Regions from separate parts of the Homo sapiens genome. Here region 1 is linked to region 2. A link is a loop called in an ENCODE intact Hi-C map of the cell type or tissue named here. Cell type or tissue: CD14-positive monocyte. All regions are shown on one strand. Links, peaks and the distances in the headings refer to the core of each region. The heading gives the core; the rest is flanking DNA. Region 1 has its middle 18 kb from the start of NSUN7. Region 2 has its middle 44 kb from the start of RBM47.

Evidence for each region. Hi-C counts contacts between places; a loop is a spot of excess contacts. Peaks named below come from ENCODE experiments on the same cell type or tissue, not always from the same donor. Only the 100,000 strongest peaks of a DNase experiment are listed, where the experiment ranks them.
Region 1: it touches region 2 in a loop (9-fold over the local background); 2 of 110 quality-filtered maps call a loop at or near these places.

Annotation. Positions count from the first base shown.
Region 1 is chr4:40,728,401-40,736,222 of GRCh38, reverse strand. No RefSeq gene overlaps it. Among named protein-coding and RNA genes, the nearest start is that of NSUN7, 18 kb to the left of the region's middle. In CD14-positive monocyte, for the core only: no CTCF peak of the experiment used is centred there; DNase peaks (open chromatin) are centred at 4,222 and 4,622; H3K4me3 peaks cover 2,122 bases; H3K27ac peaks cover 2,360 bases.
Region 2 is chr4:40,670,078-40,677,899 of GRCh38, reverse strand. No RefSeq gene overlaps it. Among named protein-coding and RNA genes, the nearest start is that of RBM47, 44 kb to the right of the region's middle. RefSeq lists an enhancer at 4,419-5,618. In CD14-positive monocyte, for the core only: no CTCF peak of the experiment used is centred there; DNase peaks (open chromatin) are centred at 4,779 and 5,249; H3K4me3 peaks cover 1,154 bases; H3K27ac peaks cover 2,339 bases.

The DNA of each region.
Region 1 (7,822 bases), core at 2,917-5,416, 59 kb before region 2:
ATTTGACCCTAAAAATGTCAATTTATTATCAAGCTATCTTGCTCTGACTGAAAAAATTAATAAATAAAAATTGACCAGGCATGGTGGCTCACACCTGTAATCCCAGCACTTTAGGAGGCTGAGGCGGGTGGATCACTTGAGGTCAGGAGTTCGAGACCATCCTGACCAACACAGTGAAACCCCCGTCTCCACTAAAAATACAAAAATTAGCCGGATGTGGTGGAGGGCGCCTGTAATCCTAGCTACTTAGGAGGCTGAGGCACAAGAATCACTTGAACCTGGGAGGCAAGGGTTGCAGTGAGCCCAGTGGCGCCACTGCTCTCCAGCTTGGGCGACAGAGTGAGACTCTGTCTCAAAATAAATAAATAAATAAATTTTAAAATAAAAAAAATTAGTTTTGTGTTTGAATTAGTAATATATTCACATACTCCTAAGTTTTTTTTAATACAAAAGGATATTCAGTGAAAAGTCTCCCATTCCTAACCTTCAGATACCCAAAAGTTCCTTGATGCAGAGGCACGCATCGTACTTGAGATGTATGTACTCAGCCATCTTGGGGAAGGACATTATTGTAAAGTGGAAGGATGCAGGAGGGTTGTCCCTCAGAAAAGAAAAAGTAAGACAGATGACAATAAGAGACCTTTCTTTCCTCATAGCTGTGGTTTTTAATGTAATGGCTTAATTTTATTTTGCCTATGGAGCAAATTTTTTTAAGTATTCTCTTAAATTTCAGTTGTGTCTGAACGATCTCCTACAGTTATAAAATTCAATTATTTAAAACCCGTATCATAAAATATCACAAGATGGAGATGTTGCTCCTTGAAAGTGGCAGTTAAAGTGGGTGAGGAAAAACATCTTTTTGTCTCTTTTTGGACATCTTTTTTCTTCTCTATCTTGCTCTCTGTCTTCAGTCATTCAAGGTAGTGAGAAACATTCAAAGCTCAGTGTTCAAATCCCAGCTTTGTCTCTTTCTGCCTGTAATTCTGAATTAAATTAACCTTTAGGAGCCTTATCGTCATCTATAAATTCAGGCTTATGCTCACGTTATGAGGATGAAATTAAATGATGTACTTGAGATGACAGTGCCCTCCAGCCAGAGCCCACCAGGAGCACAGCAGTAGTGGAACGAATTGGGTTTATTACTCATTGCAGCAAGGGAGAACACACACCATGGGGAACTGTGGGGCTTCTCAGTAAGAGGGTATCAGACCTACTATTGGATTCGGGCTGCGGTTGGGTGGTCTGTGGAAGGATCCAAGGAAGTAGGGGTTCACTCTGGATTGAATGCTGTCAGAATGCAGGGAAAGTCTATGACTGGGCATCTCAACGTTTATAGGGACAGTAGACTAGAGCAAGGCTAAAATTCTAAAGGTAAAGAATCACTAGAGGCTCATATTAGCTGAAAGAAGAGCTATTCGTGTTTTAGGGGTTGCACAGTGACCTCATTTTTGTCTGTGCTTAGACAAAATTATGAAGTGGTCTTGTTTTGTCGCACTTCCTCATGATCTCAGAGTGACTTGACTGGTGTCAGTGTTCTGTGAGATTGTTTACACGCAGCAGGAGAATAACTTGTCCTAGCTGTGAGCTCCCGGCCAGCTTCTGCTCCCACTCAGGCCTACCTATAAATTTTAGGCCAGTCCTTAGATGTCAGGGGCTGCTTTTTTTTTTTTTTTTCTCAGAAAGCATCTGGCTCTTACTAAATGCTCAATAAAACTTAATTACATCTGGATTTTATTTAAATTATTTAATGACATATTGTTCTCCCCTGTTATTGGATAATGAGCTCCTTAGGGCAGAGGACTTAGTTCACTCAACTTTTTCTCTGTCCAACATGAAATAGGTACTTAATACTACTGAAACAAGAAACGCCTTCCATGGCCTGTCCGTGAATGCTTTTCTTTTCTCTCCTTCTATGTCCCTACTATCCTTTTCTCTCCCTTGATCATCTGTAGTAAACAGATACATATAAGGTTTATAAAGCAGTGATTTCTATGGCACAATCAGAATCATATTCCTTTAAAGCAGTCAGCCAGGACAGAAATTTTACTCTTTTTTCTCTCAGAGTTAAGAGGGCCTAAGCACAAGGACATAATAGCTCTTCTTTAAAACCTTCATTGTTTAAAATTCTCTTGCACCCAGAAATTCCTAGGAGCCTCTCATCTTCCTCACCACAACTTCACGCAGCCTCCTGCACACACCTCGTGGCCCCTCAGTTTGCTCCGCTCTGCTCTGCACAGCAGCACACAACACTGCGCTCCCTAGGACCCGCCCTGGGGCCCCCAGGAGAGGGAAGGTTTTTTCCCTACCTCAAATGCTCTTCTTAGGCTCTGGTGGACTTTTTCTGGTTCTATTTCCTTCCTTCCTTCCTTCCTTCCTTCCCTCCTTCCCTCCTTCCCACCTTCCTTCCTTCTCATTCGTTCGTTCATTCATTGGTTTTGTTTTTTGAGATGGAGTCTGGTTCTGTTGCCCAAGCTGGAGGGCAGTGGCATGATCTCAGCTCACTGCAGCCTCCACCTCCTGGGTTCAAGTGGTTCTCCTGCTTCAGTCTCCTGAGTAGAAAGGCCGCCACTGCACCCAGACTTTCTGGTTCTATTTTATTCTCAAAGACTTGGGATGGTTGTAGGTGGATTTGTATCTTTCTGTAATGGTGGGCTAGGTTTTTCAGATTAATGATCCCTTAGAAAACAATTTTTAAAATTATAGAAAACTATGAAAAAACAACAGAAACTTTGGGCCAGGTATGGTGGCTCACACCTGTAATCCCAGCACTTTGGGAGGCTGAGGCAAGTAGATCACTTGAGGTCAGGAGTTTGAGACCAGCCTGGTCAACATGGTGAAACTCCATCTCTAATAAAAAATATAAAAATTAGCCAGGTGTGGTGGCACGCACCTGTAATCCCAGCTATTCAGGAGGCGGAGCCAAGAGAATCTCTTGAACCCTGGAGGTAGAGGTTGCAGTGAGCCGAGATCAGGCACTCCAGCCTGGGCAATAGAGCGAGATTCCAAAAAAAAAAAGAAAAGGAAGGAAGGAAGGAAGGAAGGAGAAAAGAAAAGAAAAGAAAAGAAAAGAAAAGAAAAGAAAAGAAAAGAAACTTTGTAAAGCTGACAACATGGTGAGGAATTGAAAGGCAAAACTGAAGCTAAACCAGGAGAACCAGAAAGGTGATAAGGGCACAGAATCTGCTTTTGCCCTGAGGGGATTTGTGAGTCCCAGCAAATGGGAACCTTCATTGAGATGAACTTGTCATGAGGTGAGAAAGGAGGTAAGGAGGTGAGAAATGAAAGCACCAGGTCTATAGAAGATGCAAAGTCTAATCAGACCTTCACAATCTTAAGCTGGGGGCCCACAGGGCTGCATCCTTAGGGTTGGGGTGAACCCTAAGTAAATGAGACCTCGTGTAGATTTTCTTTGTGGGTTTGGGAATCTCAAATCTTGGACCAGTTGGTCTTATGTTGGTTGTGCCCCCAAGGAGCATGGTAAAAACAAATGCAGATCTTCTTTGGAGGAAGATGTTTTTCATCTAGGCCTCAGATTATTCCTACAAATAATACTTCAGATACAGGCTGGGCACGGTGGCTCATGCCTGTAAACCCAGCACTTTGGGAGGCCGAGGCGAGTGGATCACCTGAGGTCAGGAGTTGGAGAGCAGCCTGGCCAACATGGCGAAACCCCAGCTCTACTAAAAATAAAATACAAAAAAAAATAATTAGCCAGGGGTGGTGGCGCGTGCCTGTAATCCCAGTTATTCAGAAGGCTGAGACAGGAGAATCACTTGAACCCGGGAGGCAGAGGTTGCAGTGAACCGAGATCGCGCCACTGCACTCCAGCCTGGGCGACAGAGGGAGACTCCATCTCAAAAAAAAAAATCAGGTACAGTGGGCTGCTCAGCACAATAATGAACATGATAATCAACACTATAAAGAAAGACATCAATGGAAAAGCTTAACCATTAAAATAAAAAACAAATAGGACCTGGTTAAATGACAGCATGTGTGAATAAGCTTTAGAGCTGAGGCTTGGCTATGATGTTATGAACAGGGACATATAGAAAGAGGTGCATTAACAGAAGTAGATTGTTTGAATAATTTCCTGCCACAAATGAGGCAAGATTCTTCAGTGTTCTAACCCATTTCTGTGAATTGTGAGGCTTTCTACTGTGGTTGGTAGGAATAGGGACTCTCTGGCCTTTTGTGAGCTCCAACAACTGTTTCCTCTTCTGTTTAATCCTTTCACGTGGTTCTTTCCCTGACCTTGGGTAACTTCCTCACACATACGCGTTAATTAATACTCAACCGGAGACTAAAGTGGACCCTTGGCACACCTCCAGAACTGTCTCTCTGCACAGCTTTCTGATCCTGTACTTGGCTGTCCTGGACTTGCAACTGAATGTCCTCGACCCAGAGACACTGCCGGTCTCCACTTGGGCTCCCAGTGTGCTGGGGCCTGAAAATATTCTCTACACATTTAGCTGGAGATAATTATAGTTACACCTCATTTGTTTCCATCTTTCAGGGATCACTGTCCTCAGTTGCCTAGTGTCAATATCTTGAATGCTGTTGTTTCTTAATATTTTGTCCAGTTTTTTGGTTATTTCAGGTGGGAGGGTAAATCAGGTCCCTGTTGCTCCATCTTGACTGGAAGCAGAAGTTGTCTTTAAAAAAAAAAAAAAAACTTCCTCAAAAATGTTTTAAAAAATAGAAGAAAACAAAAAACAAAACCACTAGATTATAGTGACTTAAACACAAAGAGACAAACAGCAAATACCTAATATTACAATAACATGAGAAACAGATTTTGACTCAATGTGTAAAGAATGGCTTTCTATAATCAAAGTTATGCAAAGATGGAATAGTTTTCCTTGAAAAGTGGTGAGTTTCTCTATTGCAGCAAATGCTAACAGAGGTTATCAGCATTGTTGGAATATTACAGGGCATATACAAGTAGGAGTCTGCAAACTACAGTCCACGGGCCACACCTGGCCCACCACCTGTTTTTGTAAATTAAGTTTTATTACCACACAATCATACAATTTTTTTTTAGCATATTGTGTTACAGTGGCATAATGGAGCAGAGACTGTGCCACTCAAAGCCTAAGATATTTACTATGTGACCCTTTTCAGAAAAAGTTTGCCAAACCCTGGATTCAAGCATCTGATATGGCTGATGTGAGAAAATGATTAATTTGACCCCTTCTAAACCTGAAAGTCTGTGGACCTGGGGAAGCAGGGAATGAGTTTTTTGTCTGGCTGGGTGTGGTGGCTCACTCCTGTAATCCCAACACTTTGGGAGGCCAAGGTGGGCAGATCACTTGAGGTCAGGAGTTCGAGACCAGCCTGGCCAACATGGTGAAACCCCATCTCTACTAAAAATACAAAAACTAGTCAGGCATGGTAGCACACGCCTGTAATCCCAGCTACTTAGGAGGCTGAGGCAGGAGAATCGCTTGAACACAGGAGGCGGAGGTTGCAGTGAGCCGAGATCACACCACTGCACTCCAGCCTGGGCAACAAGAGCGAAACTCTGTCTTTAAAAAAAAAAAAAAAAAGTTTATTGTCTAATGCGAATTATGCATCTTCCTTTATCACATATCTATGTTGATTTTACCATTATATTTTCCTCCCCACTGCAATTCTTTGGGTAAAGTCAATTCTTGCCAAATATTAGTTCTTCTTCTTTAATTGCATTCCTTCTATAATACCACCATAAACACTTTGTGCGGTGGTAGCAGTTTATTCTTCCCCTTTTTCTTCTACTACCACTTTTTTCCTTTCTTTTCATCTTCTCTCTTCCTCTTGTTTCTCCTTTTCTCTTTCTTAACTTCTTCTTTCTCTCCCTTCTCTTTCCCTTCCTTCTTCTTTTGCCTCCTCTTCTTCTTTTTTTTTTTTTTTTTTTTGAGACAAAGTCCGCTCTGTCACCCAGGCTAGAGTGCAGTGATGCAGTCTCAGCTCACTGTAAACTCTGCCCCTCGGGCTCAAGCAGTATTTACACCTCAGCCTCCCAAGTGGCTGGAACCACAGGCGTGTGCCACTACACCCAGCTAATTGTTTGTATTTTTAGTAGAGACAGGGTCTCACTATGTTGACCAGACTGGTCTCAAACTGCTGACCCCAAGTGATCTGTCTGTCTCTGCTTCCCAAAGTGCTGAGATGACAGGCGTGAGCCACCGTGCCTAGCCCCTCTTCTTCTTTTTTATTCAATAATTATTTATTGAGCACTATGCCAGACTGTATTCTAGATACTGGGGATATAGCGGGCAACAAGACAATCTGTTGTCCCAAAGCTTACATTGGAACCCCAATTTGGAAAGCATAGCCATCACATGTTCCCAGGCCACAAACAAGTTAGCATCATTGAAAGGGGTTTCAGAGACGCCAAAGCAAGGCACACTCAACAACCTTCATGATGCAAGAAAACCCACAGTGATCATCCTGAGCAGAGCTGACATGCTTTCACAGCCTTGTCAACTTGCTGTCAAACATAAGTGGAAAAATCTCCTGATTGAAAAAACACTTAATAATAGTCATCTAGGATGACAGTGAGAAAAGATTGGGAGCCACTGTCCTCAAAGAACAATCACAGTGCCACATATGGTTTTGTATATGTGCTATATCAAAATGTTTTTGCCTCTAAGTTGCTGAAAGAGATCTTCTTTTGAGGATGAAAGGTACGATCACTGAAAGAGCATATCACAACATGAAGTAACTTATATATCAGAAAGTCACCAGTGCCCCAGAGTTAATCTTCCTAATTTTATTGAAAATGTAAAAATAGCTTCTGCTTCAATCTCCATGCAAAATCTTTCCACTTTAGTTTCTGTTAATTAATTAAATCTTTTTTTTTTTTTTGAGATGGAGTCTTGCTCTGTCGCCCAGGCTGGAGTGCAGTGGCACCATCTTGGCTCACGGCAAACTCTGCCACCCGGATTCAAGTGACTCTTGTGCTTCAGCCTCCCGAGTAGCTGGGACTAGAGGTGTGCACCACCATGCTGGCTAATTTTTGTATTTTTAGTAGAGATGGGGTTTTGCCATGTTGCCCAGGTCTCAAACTCCTGGCCTCAAGTGATCCTCCCACCTTGGCTTCCCAAAGTGCAGAGATTACAGGAGTGAGCCACCACACCCGACCCTAAATTAATTTTTTTTTGAGATGGAGTCTTGCTCTGTCACCCAGGCGCCCAGGCTGGAGTGCAATGGCGTGATCTCGGCTTACTGTAGCCTCCGCCTCCTGGGTTCAAGTGATTCTCCTGCCTCAGCCTCCTGAGTAGCTGGGATTACAGGCACACGCCACCATGCCTGGCTAATTTTTGTATTTTAGTAGAGATGGGGTTTCACCATGTTGACCAGGCTGGTCTTGAACTCCTGACCTCATGATCTGCCCACCTCTGCCTCCCAAAGTGCTGGGATTACAGGCATGAACCACTGTGCTCGGTGCCTAAATTAATTTTTTAACAAAAAATCTTCAGAAGAATTTACATTTTTATCACGGTCCATTTCTTTTTTCTCAGAATCTTGGTTTTAATATGGGACTAATATAAATTATAATACTGGGAAATAAGCAATGCTAATTATAGAGGAGTGTATACTTATGAAGCATTTTACCCAACAATTTAACAGTGTCTTCACCTCTGAAATGAGCTTCGTTCTTTGGACTTTAAACTCGTTTACAGAAAACTTCTAAAACAAAATTGCTGCAAAGTTCTCCAATTGTTTCAGACACAGGGAGCCACTGTTTGGCAAACTAGATTGATCTTGTTTCTTTGTTCTCTTCTTGAATCCTGCTGTCTGTTTCTCTGGGTATGCAGTTTATACCTTTGTTTAAATGCTT
Region 2 (7,822 bases), core at 3,544-6,043:
AAAAAAAAAAAAAAATTAATCTTTTAAAGTAAAAATAAAGACATTCAAGCCTGGGAAATATAATACTACCCTGTCTCGTGGCCGGGCGCAGTAGCTCACGCCTGTAATCCCAGCACGTTGGGAGGCCGAGGTGGGCAGATCACTTGAGGTCAGGAGTTCGAGACCAGCCTGGCCAACATGGTGAAACCCCCTCTCTACTAAAAACACAAAAATTAGCTGGGCATGGTGGCAGGCGCCTATAGTCCCAGCTACTCGGGAGCCTGAGGCAGGAGAATTGATTGAACCTGGGAGGTGGAAGTTGCATGAGCTGAGATCACGCCGCTACACTCCAGCCTGGTGACAGAGCAAGATTGTCTCAAAAAAAATAAATAAATAAAGTAAAATAATAATAATAATAATAATAATAATAATAATAATACCCTGTCTCTACTAAAAAAACAAAAGTAAAGGCTAGGCGCAGTGGCTCACGCCTGTAATCCCAGCACTTTGAAAGACTGAGGCGGGCAGATCACAAGATCAAGCGATCGAGACCATCCTGGCCGATATGGTGAAACCCTATCTCTACCAAAAATACAAAAATTAGCTGGGCATGGTGGTGCGCACCTGTAATCCTAGCTACTCAGGAGGCTGAGGCAGGAGAATCACTTGAATCAGCGAGTTGGAGGTTGTAGTGAGCCGAGATCGCGCCACTGCGCTCCAGCCTGGGTGACAAGAGTGAGCTCTCGTCTCAAAAAAAAGAAAAGAAAAGAAAAGAAAAGTAAAAATTAGCTGGGTATGGTGGCTTGTGCCTATTGTCCTAGCTACTCAGGAAGCTGAGGAGGGAGGATCGCTTGAGCCCAGAAGTTTAAAGCTGCAGCGAGCTATGATCGTGCCACTGCACTCCAGCCTGAGTGACAGAGGAGATCTTGTCTCTAAAGGAAAAAAAGACCAGGCATAGTGGCTCATGCCTGTAATCCCAGCAGTTTAAGAGGCCGAGGCTGGCAGATTGCTTGAGTCCAGGAGTTTGAGACCAGCCTGGGCAACATAGCGAAACCTCATCTCTATTTCAAAAAAAAAATTAAAAATAAAGATATTTAAAGAATTAAAGGAACACATGTAAATATGTTCAAAATAAAGGAAAATATTATCTTAATGAGTAAGTAGGGAACCTCAGCAGAGAAATGGAAACTCTAAAAAAGAAGCAAATGCAAACTCTAGAACTGAAAGGCAAAATAAAATAACAAAACTCACTGGAAAGACTTAACAGCAGACGGAAGATGGCAAAACAGTCAGTAAACCCAAAGACCAACCAATAAGAATTATCCTATTCGAAAAACAGAGAAAAAAGATTGGAAAAAAATTAATACAGCCTCAGAGACCTGGAGGACAATATTAGACCTACATGTAACTGATGTCCCAAAAAAAGACAGTGAGAATGGGACAGAAAAATAACGGAAGAACGAATGGCCCAACATTTCCCAAAGTTGATGAAAATATCAATAAATCCAAGAAGCTCAGTGAATCCCAAGCAATATAAATACAAAGAAAATCCATACCTTAGCTCATCCTCCCCAGATTGTCCAACAAATTTTATTTTTAGAAATAAAGAAAAAATGGGGCCGTGCAAGATGGCTCACGCCTGTAATCCCAGTACTTTGGAGGCAGAGGTGGGTGGATCACCTGAGGTCAGGAGTTTGAGACCAGCCTGACAAACACCATGAAACCCTGTCTCTACTAAAAATAGAAAAATTAGCTGGGTGTGGTGGCGGGTGCCTGTAATCCCAGCTACTCAAAAGGCTGAGGCAGGAGGATCCCTTGAACCCAGGAGGTGGAGGCTGCAGTGAGCCAAGATTGCGCCACTGCACTACAGCCTGGGCTATAGAGCGAGACGCCATCTCAAAACAAAACAAAAAAAACTTCACTTTTCTAGGCACATTTGTTCATCTCCATTTCCATTACATTAGGTCAGGCTTTTACTGGCTATAGTTAGAAGCTCAGATTTAGGAATCCAGTGGTCTGGGTTTGAATTTTGGCTTTAACCACTTACTAGATGTGACTATGGGCACGTTCTTTGACTTCTCTGAGCCTTAGTTACACAGTCTGTAAAACAGGAATAATAATAAACCTATCTGTGGAGATTTTTTTTTTTTTAGATAGAGTCTCACTCTGTTGCCCAGGCTGGAGTGCAGTGGCGTGATCTCAGCTCACTGCAACCTCTGCCTCCCGGGTTCAAGGGATTCTCCTGCCTCAGCCTCCTGAGTAGCTGGGATTACAGGAACCCACCACCACGCCTGGCTAATTTTTGTATTTTTAGTAGAGATGGGGTTTCACCATGTTGGCCAGGCTGGTCTCGAGCTCCTGACCTCAGGTGATCTTCCCTCCTCGGCCTCCCAAAGTGCTGGGATTAGAGGAGTGAACCACCATGCCTGGCCAATCTGTGGAGATTTTTAAGGTTGCATAGAAATATTCAGTGTCGCCACTGTGAGAGTCCCAGGTGGACTGTGTTATGCTATAATTACAGGTATCCCCCAGGCTAAAAGAACAGAAGCTATTTGGAATATTGCCAGTTGCCATGGCAGAGGGGAAAAGAGTCTTCTGACACATTATGGTCTAGCTCTTAGTCCTTAAAGTTTTGGCTGGGTGTGGTGGCTCATGCCTGTAATCCCAGCCCTTTGGGAGGCCGAGGTTTGCGGATCACCTGAGGTCAGGAGTTTGAGGCCAGCCTGATCAACACGACAAAACCTCGTCTCTACTAAAAATACAAAAATTAGCTAGGCATGGTGGAGGGTGCCTGTAGTCTCAGCTACTGGGGAGACTGAGGCGGGAGAATCACTTGAACCCAGTAGGTGGAGGTGTTGCAGTGAGCCGAGATCGTGCCACTGCACTCCACTCCAGCCTGGGTGACAGAGTAAGACTCGTCTCTGGAAAAAAAAAAAATTAGCTAGGCATGGTAGCTCGTGCCTGTAGTTCCAGCTACTTGGGAGGCTGAGGCACAAGAATCCCTTGAACCCGGGTGGTGCAGGTTTCAGTGAGCTGAGATTGTGCCACTGCCCTCCAGCCTGGGTAACAGAGTGAGACTCCATCTCAAAAAAAAAAAAAAAAAAAAGAAAAAGAGATTTCAGTATGGATTTTGGAGGATCACCAAATTCAGATCATAGCAATACTTGTGCTATAAAAGCCAAATGCAGAGTCCTGTGTTAAGGAACTCCACCAAAGTACATGAGAAGGAAGAAGAAGCAGCAGCTTTGCCAAAATGATTTGATAAAAGAGAGAAATAATGTATTCAGAGAAAAGGGGAGGAACTCAATCTTTGTCTAAGGTGAACTTCCAAATCAACTCATTAATAAATGCTCCAATAAAAACAGTGTACTTGTTATGCGTGAAATGCTGTTTTAATATTCATACATATAAGAAAGGTAATGATAGGTGTTTACCATAGACTGTTTGGAGTCTGATCTTTTTTTTTTTTTTGAGACGGAGTCTCGCTCTGTCACCCAGCCTGGAGTGCAGTGGCGTGATCTCCGCTCACTGCAACTTCCGCCTTCCCAGTTCAAGCTATTCTCTTGCCTCAACCTCCTGAGTAACTGGGATTACAGGCACACGCCACCACGCCTGGCTAATTTTGTATTTTTAGTAGAGACAGGGTTTCTCCATGTTGGTCAGGCTGGTCTTGAACTCCCGACCTCAGGTGATCCGCCTGCCTCGGCCTCCCAAAGTGTTGGGATTATAGGCATGAGCCACAGCCCTGGCACCGGAGTCTGGTCTTATACTTGATTCACTGAGTAGCTCAGTTACTTAGTTGCTCCCTGCATCAAAGAGGCTCTTATAGTAATAGCAGCTATTAGCAGCTGGCAACTATTTTACACACATACATCATCTCTAATTTTCAAAAGAGTTCTGCAAGGAAGGCATTTGTTGTAGGCAGAATGTCTAAAATGGACCCTAAAGATGTCCTTTATCTCTGGAACCTGTGAATATGATGAGATTTCACTCTGATGATTATATTATGTTGTATGGCACAGTTGACCTTAAGAAAGAGTGATTATCTGGGTGAACATGAGCTGCTAAAGCAGAAAGCGGCAGGCATGGTGGCCCATGCCTGTAATCCCAGCACTTTGGGAGGTCAAGGCAAGAGGATCACTTGAGCCCAGGAGTTTAAAATCAGCCTGGGCAACATAGCGAGATCCCCACTCTACAAAATAAATAAGTAGATAAAAAAAAGAATAAAAGCAGAGAGCTTTCTCTGGCTGAGAGCAGAAGTCAGATGTTTTCCAAGTGTCAGAAGGGTTAGGTGTGTAGTTGCTGCTTTGGAATAGAGGGTCACTGTGGAGGAAGGGGGCAGGCTTAAGGAGCTGAGAAATGGCCTCTGCTGACAGCCAGTGAGGAAACAAGGCCTCGGTCCCACAACTGCAGGAACCTACATTCTGCTGACAACAGGGATGAGCTTGGAGGAAGACCCTGAGCTCTAGGTGAGGACACGGACAACCAACATCTTGATTTCAGCGTTTCAAGGCTCTTAGCAGAAAACCTGGTTACGCCATCTGGGGCCTCTGGCCTACAGCACTGTGAAATGATGAGTGGGAGTAGCTCTTACCCTCTAGATCTGTGCTAATTTATTACACAGCAGTAGAAAACTAATAAAGCATTCATACCCTCCTCCTGCAGAGGAGGAAACTGAGGTTCAAGGAAGTTTAGTAAATGTGGTGAAAACTATCTTGAGAATGTGGTTAGGGCAGGATTTGATGCAGGCAGACAGACCTACCCACGTCACCATTCAGTAATGTGTTAACCAACCAAGATCCACAGGATGCAAAAGGAATAAAGCTCTTGATAGAGGGAAGGATGACTCAGCTTTCTACTCAGTTTTAGAATGACTCGGATTCTTATTTACTATTGGCTGAACAATGGCTTGGGTTTCTGCAAGGATCTTGATCTGTGGGAGTGGCTCCCACGTATCTGCTCTGTTGAGATGTATTAGCTTGTCTCCTTTTTTCGCTACAAGCATTAGATGACTGATTTCCAAACGAGTGAAGCTGAATGGATTTAGCCAGATTAACATTCTAACAGCAAGAAACAGGGGAAGAAAAGGCAAATCCTGGGGCGCTTTGTTAACACACGGAATCACTCACACAAACATACTCAGGAAAAGCCTTCTCTCCGAGGCCTAGCTTTGTAGATATTCAGCTTCCTGAAGACACGCCAGTTTTAAAAGGAGGAGTTCCAAAGAGCACTTACCATCAGGACCTGGCCCCAGCTCTTCATGTGACCTTTCCTTCCTCTTTCCGGCTCACTCCACTCCAGCCGCAGGACCTCTGGACCCTCCCTTGAGTTATGCTAAACTCCTGCCTGCCTTGGGCCACTGTGCCTCTGTTCTCTTTGGCGTGGAATATTCTTTCTCTAGTTCATGTCGTTAATTCACTCAGATCTCTGCTCAAGTGGCATCTGACTGGAGTGTCTTTCCCTGACCAACTTATTTAAAGCAGCGCTGTTCCCTGCCCGTCACTGTCTCCTTATCCTGCTTTATTCTTTTTTTTTTTTTTTTTTTGAAGAGGGGGTCTTGCCCTGTCTCCCGGGCTGGGGTGCAGTGGCACGATCTCGGCTCACTGCAACCTTCACCTCCCAGGTTCGAGCGATTCTCGCGTCTCAGCCTCCCAAGTTGCTGGGACTACAGGTACGTGCCACCATGCCTGGCTAATTTTTGTATTTTTAGTAGAGATAGGGTTTCACCATGTTGGCCAGGCTGGTCTCGAACTCGTGACCTCAGGTGATTCACCCACCTTGGCCTCCCAAAGTGCTGAGATTACAGGCGTGAGCCACCGCGCCGGCCCCTGCTTTATTCTTCTTCATAGCACTTTGGCTACCTGATATGCCTCAGATGTACAAATATGTTTATTTGTTTGTCATTGCCTTTCTCCCGCATGAGGTTTTGTTTTATTCATTGCTGTATTCCCAGTATCCACAATAATTTACAGCACATAGTAGGGAATCAAATATTTGTTGAATGAATTAATGAATCAAGAACAAAAGCACTGCATCTGTTAAATGATTTGGCATTCCTGAGCTATTTCTGCACCTAATCTCTCTCTCTCTCTCAGGGGTATTTGCTAATGGGTCTAATATGGGAAAGATACTTAATTCCATGGTTGTACAAAATCTAGAATACAGAAGATTAAAACCTGGAGACAAGGCCGGGTGCAGTGGCTCAAGCCTGTAATCCCAGCACTTTGGGAGACTGAGGTGGGCAGATCATCTGAGGTCGGGAGTTCAAGATCAGCCTGACCAACATGGAGAAACTCCATCTCTACTAAAAATACAAAATTAGCCAGGCATTGTGGCACACGCCTGTAATCTCAGCTACTTGTGAGGCTGAGGCAGGAAAATCGCTTGAACCTGAGAGGCGGAGGTTGGAGTGAGCCAAGACTGCACCATTGTACTCCAGCCTGGGCCACAAGAGCGAAACTCCGTCTCAAAAAAAACCAAAAAAACAAAAACCTGGAGACAGTGTGGTGTAAGAATGAAGTCCTTCAGGCCAGGCGCAGTAGCTCACGCCTGTAATCCCACCACTTTGGGAGCCGAGGTGGGTGGATTGCCTGAGGTCAGGAGTTCAAGACCAGCCTGGCTAGCATGGTGAAACCCCGTCTCTACTAAAAATACAAAAATTAGCCGGGTGTGGTGGCACACACCTGTAGTCTCAGCTACTCAGGAGGCAGGAGAATCACCTGAACCCAGGAGGCGGAGGTTGCAGTGAGCTGAAATGGCAACACTGCACTCCAGCCTGGTGGTGACAGAGTGAGATTCCGCCTCAAAAAAAAAAAAACAAAAAAAAAAACGAATGAAGTCCTTCCTTGCCTTTCAATAGGCGTGTGACCTAGGAAAAGTCATTTACTTCTTTTAGCACCAGATGTCTTATCTTTTAAATGCGGGTAATGATAGGGTGCTGTTTGGAAGGACTAGAGCAGATGGGATCTGGCGATTTCTTCTTACACTAAGATACTTTGAAATTAGAGCTCAGTTGGTAGGGAATTAGGAAATGTTGGTTTTAGCCCTATGTTAAATGTAAACTGAGTGTATAACATAGGGCTAGTCCTTTAACCTCTCTAGAACTCCAGATAAACCAGAATTTCTTTGAGGTCCCTTTGAGGTCAGCTCTCAATCACCTGCAGGCATTGGGAGGAACCAGGTTGACCAGATGTCCTGGTGTTTGTGAGACCTTAATCTCTGTCCCTCCAGGGCTTGAGTCCACCTGTTGTTTGGTAGAGGTGAGGCTTGTAAAGTAGGTATTTTCTGTAAGTATTTTCAGTAAGTATTTTCTGAGCACATGTTTTGTGTCATGTGCTGGGGATACCACAGTGAACAATGCAGACAAGGCCCCTGTCCTCTCACATTCTAGGGATAAGAAACAGACAATAAACAGGTAAATGGAAAATAAATCAAGACCGGGCGCAGTGGCTCACGCCTGAAATCTCAGCCATCTGGGAGTCCGAGGTGTGCGGATCACCTGAGGTCAGGAGTTCGAGACTAACCTGGTCAACATGGTGAAATCCCCCATCTCTACTAAAAATACAAAAATTAGCCGGGCATGGTGGCGCACGTGTGTAATCCCAGCTACTCGGGAGGCTGAGGCAGGAGAATCGCTTGAACCCGGGAGGCAGAGGTTGCAGTGAGCCAAGATCACACCACTGCACTCCAGCCTGGGTGATAGAGTGAGACAGTCTCAAAAAAAAAAAAAAGAAAGTAAAAAAGAAAATAAATCAAGACTAGTGTGATATTGCAGTATAATAAAAAATATATATTTAGTCTTTGTCTTCATTTCCCGCCTAGAGCTCCTAAAACCTTTGTAATT